Regions from separate parts of the Homo sapiens genome. Here region 2 is linked to region 1. Evidence: read pairs that join two places in POLR2A ChIA-PET (ENCODE). Cell type or tissue: PC-9. All regions are shown on one strand. Each heading gives the region's core, and the rest is flanking DNA. Links, peaks and the distances in the headings are about the cores only.

Region 1 (6,492 bases), core at 809-5,808:
AATTCTGTGGAGTCCCTGATGTTGGGGACTGGGCTGGAGTGGGGTACGAGGGCCCCGGTGGATGGAGGGACTTCCTCCAGGGCTAAGCTAGGCCCACACCCCTGGCTGGCCCCCCACCCAAGGGTCCGAGGATGGGCCTTGAGGCCTGCAGTGCCCCATCTGTGCCGAGTCTAAGTGATGAAAAATCGACAGCAGTTTAATTGGTGATTTTAGTCCTGGACAGAGCAGTAACAGCGTTACTAATTGGATCGTTAGAGATTTGTGCTTTATGGCTGTGTAATTAGAGGAGCTGCAGGGGTCCGGGTGAGCTAGGGGGCTATGTGGGGCCAGGGGCAGGGAAGAGGGGCGGGGCCCCTTCCCGAGCTACAGCTGGGTCATTGCTAAGACCTCCTGCTCTCCTGCTACTCCTGGGGCAGCTGGGTGAGGGAGGCTTGGCCAGGGGTCTACACACCACTCCTCCTAGACTCAGGGTCCCATCAGGTCAGGAGGAAGAGGGCTATGAGAGCATTTCACACAGGGACAATGATGGTCACTCCCCAGGTCCTCACAGGCCAGGGTGGAGGGGCTCCCCCAGCCTAGTCCTTCCCTGTGTCCTCACACACCTGTCCCCTGGGCTTTCTGGGGCTCACAGGGCTCTGTGCAGCCTGGCCCATGGCCACAGCCTCACCAGTGCCCAAGCCCACACAGGCAGAACCATAGCCCTGTCCCCTGGCACTGGTGGCCCCCAGGGCACTGGGTGACCACAGTGTGTCTTCATTTTAGAATAGGACAGGCTCTTAGGTCCTGTCCTCCAATCATTTCTCAGACGAGGAAACTGAGGCCCAGGAGGGAAGGGGACATCCTGTGTGCTCCACGCTGGTCCTAGATGTGTGTGTGACAGCCCCGTACACCAGTACACGGGTGTTCATTCTACACCCACAGGAGGCAGCACCTGGGCTGACCATCTAGAGTGTGGAGAGCGGCTGAGGTGGCCTGGCCTCCACCCCAGGCTGCAGGGTGGACATTGGAGGTGCCTTCCTAGGGGGTGGGGAGGGCGGAGCATCCCTTGGATTGAGTTCATAAAAGGCTAGACCTGTTCCTGCACTCGGCAAATACCTGCTGGATGAAGGAGTGAGAGGAAGCAAAAAAAGGGGCGGAAGGGAGAGGAGGAGGACAGACAGATGGCAGAGGGCCTCTGTCACATGCTCGGCCCCTGGTCCTCTAGGACCCTCCCACTGACCCTCCAACATCTCCCTTTGGGCCCTTAAGCTACCACCAATCACTCCCCCAAACAGCACGGTCCCTTCCCAGTCCTCCAGTGGCTCCCACCCTATTCCAAGGAAGAGCTGAAGTCAGCAAAGTTGCCCCAGGACCCACAGTGTCTCCCTCCTCCCCTCTCTACTCTCATTTCCTCCCCCAGCTCACCTGCTCTGCTGGCCTCGCCTGGCAGGCGCACTCCCACCCCAGGGCCCTTGCACTTGCTGTGTGCTCTGCCAGGAATGCTCTCCTCCCAAATACAATCACTTTTTCAGGTCCTTCCTTCCTTCCTTCCTTCTTTCCCTTCTCTTTCTTTCTTTCTTTCTTTCTTTTCTTTCTTCTTGCTTTCTTGCTTTCTTTCTCTTTCTCTCTCTCTCTTTCTTTCTTCTTCTCTTTTTTCTTTTTTTCTCTTTTTTTAGAGACAGGGTCTCACTCTGTCACCCAGGCTGGGTGCAGTGACACAATCATAGCTCACTGCAGTCTCCACCTCCTGGGCCTCAGCCTACCGAGTAGCTGGGACTACAGGCATGTGCCACCACACCCGGCTAATTTTAAAAAATTTTTTTGTAGAGACAGAGTCTCGCTATGTTGCTCAGACTGGTCTCCAACTTCTGGCTCAAGCGATCCTCCTGCCTTGACCTCGCTAAGTGCTGGGATTACCGAATGGGAGCCACCATGCCCAGTCTTTACTCAAAATTCACCTTCTCCCTGGGTCTTCTCTGGAGACCCTAGCTTTAAAAATAAACAAGTAAAAGACAAACCTTGCCCTTCTCCTAGTGACACCGCAGACTCCTTCCTTGCCTGGGGCTGGGTTTTGCTCGCTGCTGCGTCCCTGGTTTTGGGGTACACAGAGGATGCTCGTACTTAGTTGTGGGATGGATGAAGAGCTAGGGACTGCCTGCAGGAGCGGCCCTGGTAGGCAGGGCCAGGTGGGGGGCAGGTTTGTGGGTTTGGGGACAGGAGTGGTGGCTGAGACGCCCCTGGCTGTGAACCTTTTTCTTCCGGCTGCCCCAGCTCCCACCTGTCCCCCACCCATCCCCCCGGCAGCAGCTCAGTCAGGAGGCAGCACCCCAGCGACCTACATCAGCACGTTGCATGGCGAAGTGGAGGGGCTGGGGAGATAAAAATCTCTGTCCTCCTGCCAAATGCCACAGAGCCGCACCACCTCAGACCTTCCTGGCTGTCAGTCTGACCTCCACTCCCCTTCAGCCAGGTCACCCTGTGGCCTCCAGCTGCCTCCTTCAGGCTCCTGCCATCTGGGGGATGGGGGTGAGGTTGGGGCCCCAAGAAGACCCCTGTTCCCAGGCAGGTGTCCATGCCTGACATCCCACAGAGGGGGTTGCACCCGAGCCCAGAAATACCCTGCCCAGCTGCCCGGCCCAGCCTCCTCGGCATGGCTAAGTGATGTATGGCCCGCTCGCCCTGCCAGGAAGCAACAGCAGATGGACGGGCAGTGCCTGGGCGGGCTCAGAGCCAGGAGCCTTGAGCAGGGGGTGGGGAGAGGCCTGGCTCTGGAGACAGCCATTCCCGGAATGCCACCTCCCTGACCGAGGGCAGGACAGCAAGTGCGGGATGTTTTGGGCATGGCTCCCATGCTCTGGCCCTTGGCGTAGGGAGTGCAGGGAGCTGGAGGTGGGGGGTTCTTGCCCTGCGTAGTATCTCTCCAGGCCTCAGTTTCCTCATCTGTAAAATGGCGTTGAAGCCCCATTGGGAGGCAGTGGGGGGTACGAACTGAGAGAATGCACTTGAAGCAGAGCCCTGAACCCAGCGCTGCAGGCCTGTCCCTAAATCCCCGCTTCCTCCTCCTGAATCTCCCCACCAGAGCCCTGGCCTCACCTTCCTTTCCCGGTCTTTGGGAGAATCCCACAGCCAGACGTGGAAAGGACCTTGGAAAGTCAGTTTAGCCTCCCTCCGATTTTCCAGATGGGAAAACTGAGGCCTTGAGAGAGGAAGGACCTATCCAAGGTCAGGCGGGAGGGCTGGAGAGGCCCCTCGTGGTAGCTGCTGCAGGAAGCCCCCTCCCCACCATGGGGACATGGTAGCGTGTGGCGGCTGCTTCGGCCACCCAGCAGGTGGGGAAGGACAGGCAGGACAGCGCTGGGCACAGGGAAGAGGGCTGGGGGTGCTGGTGCAGCTGCTGCGGCCAAGTCAGGATGCGCCAGACGCTTCCGTGGGCTCTGTCTGCGTCCAAGGAGACCAGGACACTGGGCGGACGGACGGTGTGTCCTTGCCAGCTGGGCCCGGAGGAAGGATGAGGGAGCAGAGAGAGGGGTCATTCTGGGAACCAGGGCTGCCAGCGGGGCCAGGTGACATCTCCTGCCATCTGCTCACCTGCCCTGCTCCCCAGAGGAACAGGGACCCCATGTGGGCTCTCAGTGTCTGTGGGCATGTGACACTGATGTGCACGAACAGGTCTGGGTGGATGTGGGCTGTTGGTGCAGATGTGTGCATCTGTGGCTGGGTGTCTGGGTGCCAGGGTGGATGTGCACACACAGGGGTCTGACACTCTGAGGACCCGGGGCCAGGGCAGATGCAGGTGGAAACATACATGTGGCAAGTGTGCACACATCACAGGCATCTAATGTGCGGTGTACATGCACGTGTTACAGGTGCTCACTCCACATCCATTAGGCCCTGTGCAAGCTCAGCCTCAGTCAAAAGGAACAGGGGCTGGCCAGGCGTAGTGGCTCACGCCTGTAATCCCAGCACTTTGGGAGGCCGAGGCAGGCAGATCACCTGAGGTCGGGAGTTTGAGACCAGCCTGACCAACATGGAGAAATCCCGTCTACTAAAAATACAAAAATTAGCCGGGCGTGGTGGCACATGCCTGTAATCCCAGCTACTCAGGAGACTGAGGCAGGAGAATCGCTTGAACCTGGGAGGCGGAGGTTTCGGTGAGCCAAGATCGAGCCATTGCACTCCAGCCTGGGCAACAAGAGCGAAACTCTGTCTCAAAGCAAAAAAAAAAAGAACAGGGGCAGCTTCCCATTGCCAGATGGGGAAACTGAGGGCAGCAGCCTGCCCAAGGCAGCCAGGTTCCTGCCCGGTCAATTCAGGAGAATGATGCCTGCCCTGGCCTCCTGACAAGGTGGGGCTCAGACAAAAACATGTCCCACCCTGGTAGGGGGCAGGATTGACCCTGAAGACAGGCTCTGCAGCTGGTTATGGGCTGGGAAAATATCCTGAGGCGTGGGTCATGCTTTGTTCTTGTTCTGAGCAGGGGCAGGACATGGGCTGTGGAATGGCAGGGATGGCAGGGTCTCTGCTCAGGCCCAGTGGCCAGGAGCTTTGCAGAGGGGTGTCCTACCTGGAGGGTCGCCTCTCCAAGCCTCAGTTTCCCCACCTGTAGAATGGAGCCCCTACTTCTCCCGGGCTCCTGCTGGGAAGTGCTGATGGGATCCCAGACACCAAAGCCATGCCGTGAAGCAGAAGTCTGGGGACCAAGGTCATCTCAGGAGCAAGGCGATGGTCCTGACCACAACAGGCCATACCCCGCACAGGCTCCCCTGCCCACCTGCCAGCCTGGGAGGGGAGATGAGCTAGAGGGGATCCAAGGTGGGGAGGCAGGCCTTCTGGTTCAGTTAGTGAAGGGATTTGTCATTTTAATGATGTGATATTTCTTGCCTGGCTCCTGTCCATGGCGGCGCGAAGGGGACAGCTGCCTCCCTGAATGAGGAGTTGCTGGTGCTGGTGGGGGTGTCCTCAGGCTGCTGAGCCTCTACAGGCAGAGGGGGAGGGCGCCTGGACATGGAGGTCCAACGGGCCGAGAGCTCTCACCGAGCATTGCCTCCTGCCCAGCTCTGTTTCTCTGCCCCGCATGACCTTTTGGGTGAATCCTTCCCCAACTCCGAGCCTCAGTTTCTCATCTTTAAAATGGGGCAAATGCGACCACCCCTGGCTTCTGGTACTGACCGCCGTTGGTTCCAGGATTTCACATCCCTGCTCTTCGCTGGCTCTTCCAGTATCCCCTGCACCAGGGCTGATCTGCTTCTGCATTTTTCTTTTCATTTCTTTCTTTCTTTTTTTTCTACTTTTGAGACAGTCTTGCTCTGTCGCCCAGGCTGGAGTGCAATAGCACAATCTTGGCTCACTGCAACCTCTGCCTCCCGGATTCAAGCGAGTCTCCTGTCTCAGCCTCCCAAGTAGCTGGGATTACAGGCGCGTGCTACCACACCCGGCTAATTTTTGTTTTGTTGAAATGGAGTCTCGCTCTTTTGCCCAGGCTGGAGTGCAATGGCGCAATCTCAGCTCACTGCAACCTCCGCCTCCCGGGTTCAAGCGATTCTCCTACCTCAGCCTCCTGAGTAGCTGGGACTACAGGCACATGCCACCATGCCCAACTAATTTTTGTATTTTTAGTAGATGGGGTTTCACTGTGTTGGTCAGGCTGGTCTCGAGCTCCTGCCTACCCTGGCTTCCCAAAGTGTTGGGATTACAGGCGTGAGCCACCATGCCTGGCCGTTTTTGTATTTTTCATAGAAATGAAGGTTTCACCATGTTCGAGCCAGGATGGTCTCGAACTCCTGACTTCAAGTCATCTGCTCGCCTTGGCCTCCCAAATTGTTGGGATTACAGGCATGAGCCACTGTGCCCTGCCTTCTTTTCTTTTTTTGACACAGGGTCTTGCTCTGTCACCCAGCCTGGAGTGTAGTGGGGTGATCATGGCTCACTGCAGACTCAAACTCCTGGGCTCAAGCGATCCTCCTGTCTCAGCCTCCCAAAGTGCTGGGATTACAGGTGCACAGCACCACGCCTTGCCTGCTCCTGAATTTCAGCAGACCTTCAGCATGCCTCCTTCCCTGGCAGCAGCAGGGTCTTTTGGAAATGCCAACCTGGCCCAGCACCCTCCTGCCCTGGGGTGAGCCCAAACTGGCCTTGCTTCACCTCTCAGCCTGCCCTGGCCCTTGCCCCCGTCCCAACCCCACCATCCTGAACTTGTCACTATTGTGTAGACATGCCTTGCCCTTTCTCACATGGAGGCCTTTTTAGAAGCTGCTCGCTTTGTCCTGTGAAGACTCCTTGCCCTGGTCCCTCGAGTCAGCTCAGAGGCTTCCTCTGGCTTGCACAGTCACCCTCTGCTTGCCCTGTGACCATATTTGTCACATGGAGGGTGATGGCTGGTTTCCTAGTCTGTTTTGCTCACTGCTTCATTCTAGCACATAGTAGGCCCTGGTGAATACGTGTTTGTTGAATGACTGAATGAGCATCCGCAGACCTACCCTGCTGACCCTGGTGTGCAGTATCCAGAGTGCAGGA
Region 2 (5,000 bases), core at 1-5,000, 62 kb before region 1:
TCCACCCGCCTCAGCCTCCCAAAGTGCTGGGATTACAGGCGTGAGCCACTGTGCCTGGCCCCTGCTTTATTGTTTACCAGAATGTTGCCCTCAAATAATTGGGAACAATTTAATATAAGTTGCAATCTTCAACCCCCAGAGTCATTCTCTATGTGATGCTGAAATCATTCATAAACATCTGAGACCAGGGATAGTGCCTCACGCCTATTTTCCTAGTGTTTTGGGAGGCCAAGGAGGGAGGATCACTGGAGGCCGGGAGTTTAAGAGCCTTCTGGGTAATGGCAAGACCACGTCTCTGCAAAAAATTAGCTGGGCACAATGGCACACACCTGTACTCCCAGCAACTCAGGAGGCCGAGGCAGGAGGAGCCCAGGAGTTCAAAGCTGCAGTGAGCTATTATGGCGTCTCAAAAACAAAAGTCTTAGAATAGCCTCCGCTTTGGTTCAGGGCTCCTTTTTTTTTTTTTTTTTTTTTCTCAAAAAAAAAAAAAAAAGCACACACACAGAAAAAACAAAAAAACTTCTGAATAAAACTAACTTTAATTTTTTATGCGTTTTTTGTTTGTTTGTTTTTGAGATGGGGTCTCGCTCTGTTGCCCAGGCTGGAGTGCAGTGGCACAATCTCAGCTCACTGCAACCTCTGACTCCCAGGTTAAAGCGATTCTCCTGCCTCAGCCTCCCGAGTAGCTGGGATTACAGGCATGAGCCATCACACCCGGCTAATTTTTGTATTTTTAGTAGAGACAGGGTTTTGCCATGTTGCCCAGGCTGGTCTCGAACTCCTGACCTCAAGTGATTCACCTGCCTTGGCCTCTCAAAGTGTTGGGATTACAGGCGTGAGCCACCACGTCTGACCGCGCCTGGCCTGGTTTAGGTCTTGATTTGACCCCCAGAGCTATACTATCTTCAGCAGGTCATGATTTTTCTAGGCTTCAACTTCGTCTTCACAAAGATACACCTCAGGTAGGAAAAACTGGACAATTTCTAGGGTCTCTCCTACCTCTCCATGGGTTTCCTGACCTGAATCTTCCTCCATCAGAGAAGATTCTGGATAATCCAGCTCTGGCTGAATCACATCAGGCTGTAGGTGAAAGATGGCAGACGGGTGAGTCATTTACCTTACTAGGCCAGGCAGCCACCCCAGCTACAAAACAACTGCTCTATGCCTGCTCAGGGCTTCCCAGTGTTCTCCTCTGGCACTCCCAGCCAGGAGGCACGGTTTCCAGCCAGGCTGCAAGGTCTCTAACAGCCATCAGCTCTAACCAGGAGCCAGGCATCAGCCTCCTAGCTAGGCTCTCTGCTTTTATTCCCACCCACTTCCAATCTAATTGCCCCACAGTTCCCAGAGTGAGGTTTTTATATGACAGAGCTTGTTGCTCCCTTGCTTAAGACATTTTCAGTAGTAGCTACTCATTCTAATTTTGGTAAAATCCAGATTCTTTTTTTTTTTTTTTTTTTTTTTTGAGATGGAGTCTCACTCTATCGCCCAGGCTAGAGTGCAGTGGTGAGACCTCAGCTCACTACAACCTCTGCCTCCCAGGTTCAAACGATTCTCCTGCCTCACCCTCCCAAGTAGCTGGGGTTATAGGTGCACGCCACCACGCCCCCGCTAATTTTTGTATTTTTAGTAGAGACAGGGGTTTCACCATGTTGGCCAGGCTGGTCTTGAACTCCTGACCTCAAGTGATCCACCCACCTCGGCCTCCCAAAGTGCTGGGATTGCAGGCATGAACCACTGTGCCCGGCCCAGATTCTTCACTATGACTTACCAGGTCCTGAATGATCTGGTCTCGTGTATTCTCCACCTTCAACCTCATCTACCTGGCCTGTGAGCTCCTGCAACACAGCAAGTGCTTTCCCCATATGGGCCCTAAAACCTGCTACTTCCCCTGCTTTGCCTCTAACGCCCAACGTAAGTGGCTCATCTTTATCACCTATCGGTCTCAGCTCTTCTGAGGCTTCCCTAGACCAGCTGTCACCCTGGTTAATCCCTCCCTCTCCTTGCACTGCTTCCCAGAGCCTTTGGCTCAGTCTGTAATAATACAGGATGGCTTTTAGTGTCTTCCCCATAGGAGTTTAAGCCCCACATGCTATATTACCATCATATGTCCTGCTAGCACAGTGCCTCACAGTGGCCAGCCAAACACTTGCTGAATGAATGACCAGACGTTTCTCCAACTCCTCCTCTTCACATTCCTACTGCTCCAGCCTTCCAGCAGAATCGTCTGGTTTTCTGAGTCCTTAGCCTCCATGTCTCTCTGCCAACAGTTTCTTCCATGTGCCAGCATCTGTGACTGTGCTAACTGCATTACAGCTCGTCTATTTTTTTTTTTTTTTTTGAGATGGAGTCTTGCTCTGTTGCCCAGGCTGGAGTGCAGTGATGCGATCTCTGCTCATTGCAACCTCCGCCTCCCGGGTTCACGCCGTTCTCCTGCCTCAGCCTCCCGAGTAGCTGGGACTACAGGCGCCCGCCACCACGCCCGGCTAATGTTTTTGTATTTTTAGTAGAAATGGGGTTTCACCGTGTTAGCCAGGATGGTCTCAATCTCCTGACCTCGTGATCCACCCACCTCGGCCTCACAAAGTGCTGGGATTACAGGCGTGAGCCACCACGCCCGGCCTACAGCTCCTCTATTTTTAAAAATTTAATTTAAAAACATTTTTGGCTGGGCATGGTGGCTCACGCCTGTAATCCCAACACTTTGGGAAGCCAAGGCAGGAGGATGTCTTGAGTCCAGGAGTTCGAGACCAGCCTGGGCAACATGGCAAAACCCTACCTCTACAAAAAATACAAAAAAACTAGTGGGGAGTGGTGGCGCACACCTGTAGTCCCAGCTACCTGGGAGGCTGAGGTGGGAGGATTGTTTGCACCCAGGTCGAGGCTGCATTGAGCTGAGATCAGGCCATAGCATTCCATTCTGGATGACAGAGCAAGACAGTCTTGCTGTCTCCCAGGCTGGAGTGTAGTGGCGCAATCTCGGCTCACTGTAACCTCCACTTCCCGAGTTCAAGCAATTCTCCTGCCTCAGCCTCCCGAGTAGCTGGGATTACAAGCATATGCCACCACACTCGGCTAATTTTTGTATTTTTAGTAGAGATGGGGTTTCACCATGTTGGCCAGGCTGGTCTTGAGCTCCTGACCTTAAGTGATCCGCCTGCCTTGGCCTCCCAAAGTGCTGGGATTACAGGTGTGAGACACTATGCCCAGCCAAAAATTTTTAGAGACAGGGTCTCACTCTCCCCCAGGCAGGAGTGCAGTGGCACAATCATAACTCACTGTAACCTTAACTTCTTGGCTCAAGTAATCCTCCCACCTCAGCCTCCCAAGTAGCTGGGATTATAGGCTGGTGCCACCATGCTCAGGTAATTTTAAATTTTTTTGTAGAGGCAGGGTATCTCACTATGTTGCTTAGACTGGTCTTAAACTGTTGGCCTCAAGCAATCCTCCCACCTCAGCCTCCTAAAGTGCTGGGATTACAGGCCTGCAACTCCTTTAATACTCCCAAAAATCCCACACAGTATGTTCTACTACCCCATTTTACAGATAAGGAAACCGGAGTTCAGCAAGTTCAAGTGCCTTGCCCTTGTGTATTAGTCCATTTTCACGCTGCTGATAAAGACATACCCGAGACTGGGTAATTTATAAAAAGAGGTTTAATGCATTCGCATTTCCACATGGCTGAGGAGGCCTCACAATCATGGTGGAAGGCGAAAGGCCCGTCTTACATGGCAGCAGGCAAGAGAATCAGAGCCAAGCAAAAGGGGAAACCCCTTATAAAATCATCAGATCTCGTGAGACTTATTCACTATCACGAGAACAGTGTGGGGGAACCGCTCCCATGATTCAATTATCTCCCACCGAGTCCCTCCCACAACACATGGGCACTATGGGAGCTACAATTCAAAACGAGATTTGGGTGGGGACACAGCCAAACCATATCACCTTGGTTCCCATAGCTAGAATCAGTGGAGTAAGGATTCAAACCCACCAACTAAGCACTTTTATGAACTGAACTCATCAGAGTGGAACTGTGGCAGGAGGCTGTGACCCAGAGAGGTATGACTGCTTACCAAAAGATACTCAGTAATAGGCAGAATACACCAAGCTTGTCCAACCCGTGGCCTGCAGGCTGCACGCAGCCCAGGATGGCTTTGAATGAGGCCCAAACACAAATTCTTCAACTTTATTAAAACATTATGAGATTTTTGCACAAACCATTGTTTTTTGTTTTAGCTCATCAGCTATGGTTACTGTATTTTATGTGTGGCCCAAGACAATTCTTCCAACATGGCCCAGGGAAGCCAAAGGATTGGATACCCCTGAACTATACCCTAGGGTGGGGAGTGGCTAAGACCCCTAGGCCAGGGTCTTTCCCCCAGCTGAGGCCATAGTGCTTCCCCATGGCCAAGACAGTGAGGTATTTAAGAATGGAATTACTGGCTTAGAAGCCAAAGTTGACTGTAATATCTCCAACTCTGGCTCCTGTTTTGAAAACCAGAATTCTTTGGAAGTTAATGGAAAACTCAAAATAGCAGATTCTGCCTTTGGGGTGTTTGCAGAGGGCTTTGAAGTGGTCTCAAATTACTGACAAGTGAAGATCAGGTAGAGTTAACAAAGCAACCAATGTAGAAGCAGGTCTCAAGGGCAATTCACATTTATTTCCTGAGCATGCTGACTAAACATACTTCAAACACAGCAGAAGGTAAAGAGTCTGTTTTGTAAGTAAAGCCGTTTCTTGCCAACAGCGAATGGTGGTCCATGAAGAGTACCTTGAGCATCATCTTCAAGCTGAGGCTCCAGCTCTGGGCAAACAGCTGCTGGGTGGACCTGGTCCTTCTGGCCTGGATGGGGGCCTCCAAGGAACTACTTGTTCTCATACTTGTGCTTGATGTGTTTCCACAGCTTCTGCATTTTAAAGACAAGAGCCACAAACTTTGACCTTTGCCTCTCACATTTTACAACTACTCCCACTGCCCTGGTCTCTAAAATGAGCTTGGGGG

What was found. ChIA-PET counts read pairs that join two places held together with the same protein. Peaks named below come from ENCODE experiments on the same cell type or tissue, not always from the same donor. Only the 100,000 strongest peaks of a DNase experiment are listed, where the experiment ranks them.
Region 2: POLR2A ChIA-PET joins it to region 1 with 7 read pairs; 8 of 35 experiments call an interaction of 5 or more read pairs at or near these places.

Annotation. Positions count from the first base shown.
Region 1 is chr22:29,707,310-29,713,801 of GRCh38, reverse strand. The region is part of intron 1 of CABP7-DT (CABP7 divergent transcript); the gene reads left to right. Among named protein-coding and RNA genes, the nearest start is that of CABP7-DT, 9.3 kb to the left of the region's middle. In PC-9, for the core only: no CTCF peak of the experiment used is centred there; no DNase peak of the experiment used is centred there.
Region 2 is chr22:29,769,583-29,774,582 of GRCh38, reverse strand. UQCR10 (ubiquinol-cytochrome c reductase, complex III subunit X) reads right to left here. Exons shown (of 2, transcript NM_013387.4): 2 at 4,170-4,905. The coding sequence ends at 4,864. Among named protein-coding and RNA genes, the nearest start is that of UQCR10, 4.7 kb to the right of the region's middle. In PC-9, for the core only: a CTCF peak has its summit at 2,094; DNase peaks (open chromatin) are centred at 1,102 and 2,112; H3K27ac peaks cover 2,213 bases.